Linked DNA regions of Mus musculus: region 1 is linked to region 2. A link is a contact called in ENCODE Hi-C or POLR2A ChIA-PET data. All regions are on one chromosome and are shown on one strand. Each heading gives the region's core, a stretch centred on a gene start or an enhancer-like site at or near the end of the contact. The rest is flanking DNA. Distances are from core to core; before and after follow the strand shown.

Evidence for each region. Hi-C counts contacts between places; a loop is a spot of excess contacts on that map. ChIA-PET counts read pairs that join two places held with the same protein, here RNA polymerase II (POLR2A).
Region 1: a map of heart shows a loop between it and region 2 (2.0-fold over the local background). The contact joins the promoter of Mapk8ip3 here to the promoter of Hagh in region 2. A Hi-C loop is called at or near these places in 1 of 37 maps with a recorded cell type or tissue (heart). POLR2A ChIA-PET finds 5 or more read pairs at or near these places in 2 of 5 experiments (Patski and embryonic stem cell).

The regions. Positions count from the first base shown.
Region 1 is chr17:24,935,645-24,938,344 of GRCm38, reverse strand. Mapk8ip3 (mitogen-activated protein kinase 8 interacting protein 3) reads left to right here and starts at 1,368. Exons shown (of 33, transcript NM_001163449.1): 1 at 1,368-1,808. The coding sequence starts at 1,491.
Region 2 is chr17:24,849,087-24,851,786 of GRCm38, reverse strand. It overlaps Hagh (hydroxyacyl glutathione hydrolase), which reads right to left and starts at 1,297. Exons shown (of 9, transcript NM_024284.2): 1 at 1,119-1,297. The coding sequence starts at 1,194. Fahd1 (fumarylacetoacetate hydrolase domain containing 1) reads left to right here and starts at 1,485. Exons shown (of 1, transcript NM_023480.3): 1 at 1,485-2,700. The coding sequence starts at 1,686. The coding sequence ends at 2,369.

The sequences.
Region 1 (2,700 bases), core at 119-2,618, 86 kb before region 2:
CCTTTCTCAGGATGAGCTTTTAAGGGCAAAGCCATGTTCTGGGTTGGCATGCTTCAGTTAACAAGAACAGTTAGTCAGAGGCAGAACTACAGAAGCCAAAAAGCAAAGTTAGGAATTTAGAGACTTTCTCAGAACTATCCACACTGAGGGATTGGGTCTGTTTTCATTCTTTTGGCAGGTGGTGCTATCTACATGCCGAGTTTTACAGCCTGAATTGGACTTCCATCATGGAGTGAGTTGTGCTAAGGTCTGAGGCATGTTACAAAACAATCTCTTAGAGTAGGTATTTATCTATGTGTTTGGAAAGATGAGGGAAGTATAGCCCCAGGTAATGGTGTATACTGAATGGCAGAAGCCAGGCATACCAAGTTCCAGGTCAGCCAGTGCTACACAGTAAGACTTTGCATATGAAATTGTGAGGAATGTTTTAAGTGCTCTGGACTTCAGCTACAAGAAGGACTGTGTTGGTTAAGAGTAAGATCTGGTGGCTTGCAGTTGAGAGTACTTGCTCTTAGAGGGGAGGACCTCTGTTCAGTTCTGGCCATCCATATGGCTGCTCACAACTGACCTTCTTAACTCCAATTCAGATGCCCTCTTCTGGCCTTCACAGACACCAGGAATGTGTGTGATGCACAAGTCTACATACAACCAAACACATACACATAAAATAACAAGTAACTTTTTTTTTTAAGAGGATGTGAATCTGAGCTGCCTTGGAAGGCTTTGGGGACCGGGAAAACCACGTAAGCAAGAAAGTAGTTCAAGGGCAGGAAAGATGGCTCAGTGGTTAAGAGCACTGGTTGTTCCAGAAGACCTAGGTTCAATTCCCAGCAACCACATGTTGGGTCACAACCATCTACAATGGGTTCTGATGCCCTCTTCTGGTGTGTCTGAAGAGAGCAACGGTGAATACATTAAATAAATTTAAAAAAAAAAAAAAAGAAAGAGGAAAAAAAAGCAAGTAGTTCAAAGTCAGGTTCATGGTGTCCCCAGCAAATGAACACATATAGATCGACTCGCTTTATATTTCTGTCTCAAAAGTACCGCCACACATAAGGATTTTAGAACCTGGTGTCCTGTGCAAAATGAAGCACTGCATGGAACTAAGCAACCAGCAGAGCGGGAAACAACCAGAAACAGGGCAAGCGACACATGTCGCGTGAACGTTGAGGGTGGCCAGAGTATGTATGACAAAGGTCTGAAGACAAACAGGACAGAGATAGAGAAGCATCCAGGTCACTCCAATCAGACTGAGCTACGTCCTCAAGAGCCACCAGCAACGCAGCCGGAAACGTTCCTTTAGCGTCAAGGCGCTCGGGGCGGAACTGGATGGGGCTCCACCCCCGCAGCCAGGCGGGACTTCCGGCAAGGGAGTGACGGGCGCGGCCTGGGCGGCGGCACGTCCTAAGGTAGCGGCTGCCTGAGGTGACAGCGGCCCGTGGATTCGGGCCCCGGAACGAGCCGCGCTGGCGGCGGCGGCGGTAGCCGCGATGATGGAGATCCAGATGGACGAGGGAGGAGGAGTGGTGGTGTACCAAGACGACTACTGCTCGGGCTCGGTCATGTCGGAGCGTGTGTCGGGCCTGGCGGGCTCCATCTACCGCGAGTTCGAGCGCCTCATTCACTGCTATGACGAGGAGGTGGTCAAGGAGCTCATGCCGCTGGTGGTGAACGTGCTGGAGAACCTTGACTCGGTGCTGAGCGAGAACCAGGAGCACGAGGTGGAGCTGGAGCTCCTACGCGAGGACAACGAGCAGCTGCTCACGCAATACGAGCGCGAGAAGGCGCTGCGCAAACAGGCCGAGGAGGTGCGTGGGCCCCGGCCGCCGCGGAGAGGGACGGTGAGGGACGGTGTGGGTAGCGTGGAGCAGCCAGCTCGGCTCAGCCGGCAGTATGCTGCTGATGCTGATGCTGATGCCGATGCTGCTGGGAGTGCCACTTTCTCCATCCAATTGGGACCTAGAGCACAGCCTGTGCAGAGTCCGGGAGACATGGGCCCCCATTCCTGCTGTCCTCTGACCTTGGCTGCCGCCTGCTGGCTCTGGGTTTTATTCCTTCCCGTCTTTGGAGCAAGTTGCCCTAGAATCACAAAGCCCAGAATTCTACAATTCTAGAAATAAATGCTCTTCGGTTTATGATGGGAAGTGCCTTCTTATATGAGGTTAAATTCCATTTAAGTGAAGTTGACTTGACACAGTCTTAGAGACTACTATTGAAATTAAGAGTCGATCTTGATATTTTGGCTTCTTATTAAGTTAGTGGCCCTGCATCACAGCTAGGATAAAAGCTTTGCTTATCTTGAATCATTCATACTTTCCATGGTTTGCCTTTTGATTGTCAAGATTTTGCTGTGAATGCATGGGCACCACATAACTGGCTTAATCAAGTTCTCTACATATGGGGGGATTCAAAAGCCTCAAAGGATGTGAGGAGGGCTTGGGTGACCTCAGAAACAGGGAACTGGCTCCAGAAACTGTCTGGGCTAGATCAAGGTCACACACTGACCACAGACAAAAGGACAGGCCAAGTAACAGGGTAGACCTTGGCAACAGCTTAAGCCTTACCTTCTGGGTTCATATTGCTGCCTAGTGGGGCAGTACCCTAGAAGTCTGCAGTGTTTGGTCCTTCTAGACCTGCCCTGGAGTTGTCTTGTGCCTGATACCACTCTCCATAGCCCTGACTCTCTGGGGACTTTTGATA
Region 2 (2,700 bases), core at 48-2,547:
GCAGAGAACTTATCACCGAAGGATTGTCTTGGAGTGGGCCAAGGAGGCAGCAAATGACCAAGGGACTCCACTGTACTTTTGTCTGAATTTGTGGTGCTGGGGCTTTAAGCATTCTAGGGAAGTGCTCTGTCACAACCCTGCTCCCCATTTCTCCTTTTTTGGCACAACAGCTGGGCACTTTCCAGACCCCTTCTCATGTTCAGCAAAATAAGCATTTCTATAAGATCAGGTTTCTGTAATATTTGAATTCCCCTAAGCCCTAGCACTATCCACGCCGATGGACAGCGGAGGGTGAGAAACAGGTGAATACGAGCCCTTTTATGTACTTCCTGGTAAAACACAACAAACCTGCATGGATAAAGATCATGTTATTACCAGTGCTCAACCCACTCTAGTCGGAAGAGAGCCTGACTGCTCTGAAGAAGATGCGATCACTCCTATGGAAGGAATTCATCGCTCCCAGCTCCTTAGTTTGCAACTAGGGACATTCTGTTTGAATTGAGGTCAAATCCACAGACACGTTTTATATTGCTCAAACGTCAAAAAACGTTTCAGAGTTGCCTCTTCTCACCAGGAGGGCTTCTGCGGCACCAAAAGCTGAGCGGCTGCTCAGTAGTTATTGTACCTAGCTCTTAAATCGCCTAGCTCTTAAACAGCCTTCAGCAGCGACACTAAGGGGTATCCCTTAAATGGAGACCCATACTTCTGTTCTCAACGAGCGGACTTCTTAATAAAGATGGTTCATAGACTTTCAATCACGATTGTTCCAAAGTTCCCGGCTAGCTGAATTCAGGCTGGCCAGCTCCGGGGCTTTGGCAACCCACTGTCGCCACATCAGACGTTAAGAGGAAAAGCCGACTTAAAAACTAAAGTCGCAACCCCAAAACTGGAGTCGGACTCTGGCCAGGAGGGAGCAGGTGCCAGCCCTCTGCCTCGATCCCGGGCCACGAACCCCTCCAGCGCCAGATGCCTATTCCAAGGCCCTCAACACGCCCGGCCCCGCTTCTCGCCCGCCCGGCGGCGCTCAGCACCTGCGCCTGGAAACAGCAAGGGCTCGCCCAACCGACGTCCGGCCTCCAGCACCCGGCCGCGCCGCGTCAGTACCTAGACACACTTACCCAGACCACGGCGCGCGCAGGTGGCTCCCAGCGCTGACAGGCTCCGGAGACACAGCGACCCGCGACCCAGCACCATGACCCACGGGGTGCACAGCCGGGTCGCGGAGTCCGCAACACCAGCGTCGTGGGCATCAACACTGGCGTTGGCGACTGCAACCAATCAGTGTCGTCCTCCTACTGCTCCCAACCAACCAACTCCTGCTCTTTACCAAAATGCCACGCCCTCAATCCATCAGTGACCGCCCATAGAGTTCACAGCCAACCAGTGCCTGTCTCGCACCGCCGCGCCGCCCCTAGCCAATCAGTAGTAGCTCCTGCCCCCCCCCCCCAAAATGTTCCCTAGCTGCCCTAGCAGCCTTGGCCTGTAGACTCGGTCTGCAAGTGGGTGTTGGAGGAGGCTGAGCGTGAGCCTCCTCGTCTCTCTGGGGCAGTCGCCTGCACGCAGAGACCTTTCGCTGACCTCAGCGTCCCGCTGCTGCGCAAGGAAGGGCGGGGCCGCTCCGACCTGGACAGCGTCCGAAGCCAGTCCTCTGGAGGCCGCCGTAGTCCGGGGGAGTCGGTGGTCACATGACCCAAAGCTGTACTATGGCTTCCACCAAACCGCTGTCTCGTTTCTGGGAGTGGGGCAAGAATATCGTCTGCGTGGGGAGGAACTATGCAGATCACGTCAAAGAGATGCGCAGCACCGTGCTGAGTGAGCCTGTGCTTTTCCTGAAGCCGTCCACCGCGTACGCTCCCGAGGGCTCACCGGTGTTAATGCCCGCTTACTGCCGCAACCTCCACCACGAGGTGGAGTTGGGAGTGCTTCTGGGCAAGCGTGGTGAAGCGATCCCGGAGGCTGCAGCCATGGACTACGTGGCCGGCTATGCCCTGTGCCTGGACATGACTGCCAGAGATGTGCAGGAGGAGTGCAAGAAGAAGGGGCTGCCGTGGACCCTGGCTAAGAGCTTTACGTCCTCCTGCCCGGTCAGTGCCTTCGTGCCCAAGGAGAAGATTCCTGACCCTCATGCCCTAAGACTGTGGCTCAAGGTCAACGGAGAGCTCAGGCAGGAGGGCAAAACATCATCTATGATCTTTTCCATCCCCTACATCATCAGCTATGTTTCTAAGATAATAACCTTGGAAGAAGGAGATCTTATCTTGACCGGGACTCCAAAGGGAGTTGGGCCAATTAAAGAAAACGATGAGATCGAGGCCGGCATAGATGGGGTGGTTAGTATGAGGTTCAAGGTGAAAAGATCAGAATACTGAGAGTAGAGTGCCAAAGGGGAAGGGAGACAGAAGCAAGGGAAATAAATGACACTAATAATGAAAATCTAAAAATTATGCTAGACATGTCAAAAAAGATGAATCCTTAAAAAATAACGTGATCTAAAAGACCTGGGACTGAAATAGAAACAGGAACAACGAAGCTAAAGGATATAGAATGCTTCCCAAGAGGGCAATGTTAAACTAAACTTTGAGAAGTTGTAGTTTTCTTTTCTAAAACTGAACTGAATAGACTTTTCAATAAATCATTCTGAAGTCTATACCTCCAGACTTAAAAGTGCAAAGGAAGTAACTCATTAATGCTGTTGGCCTT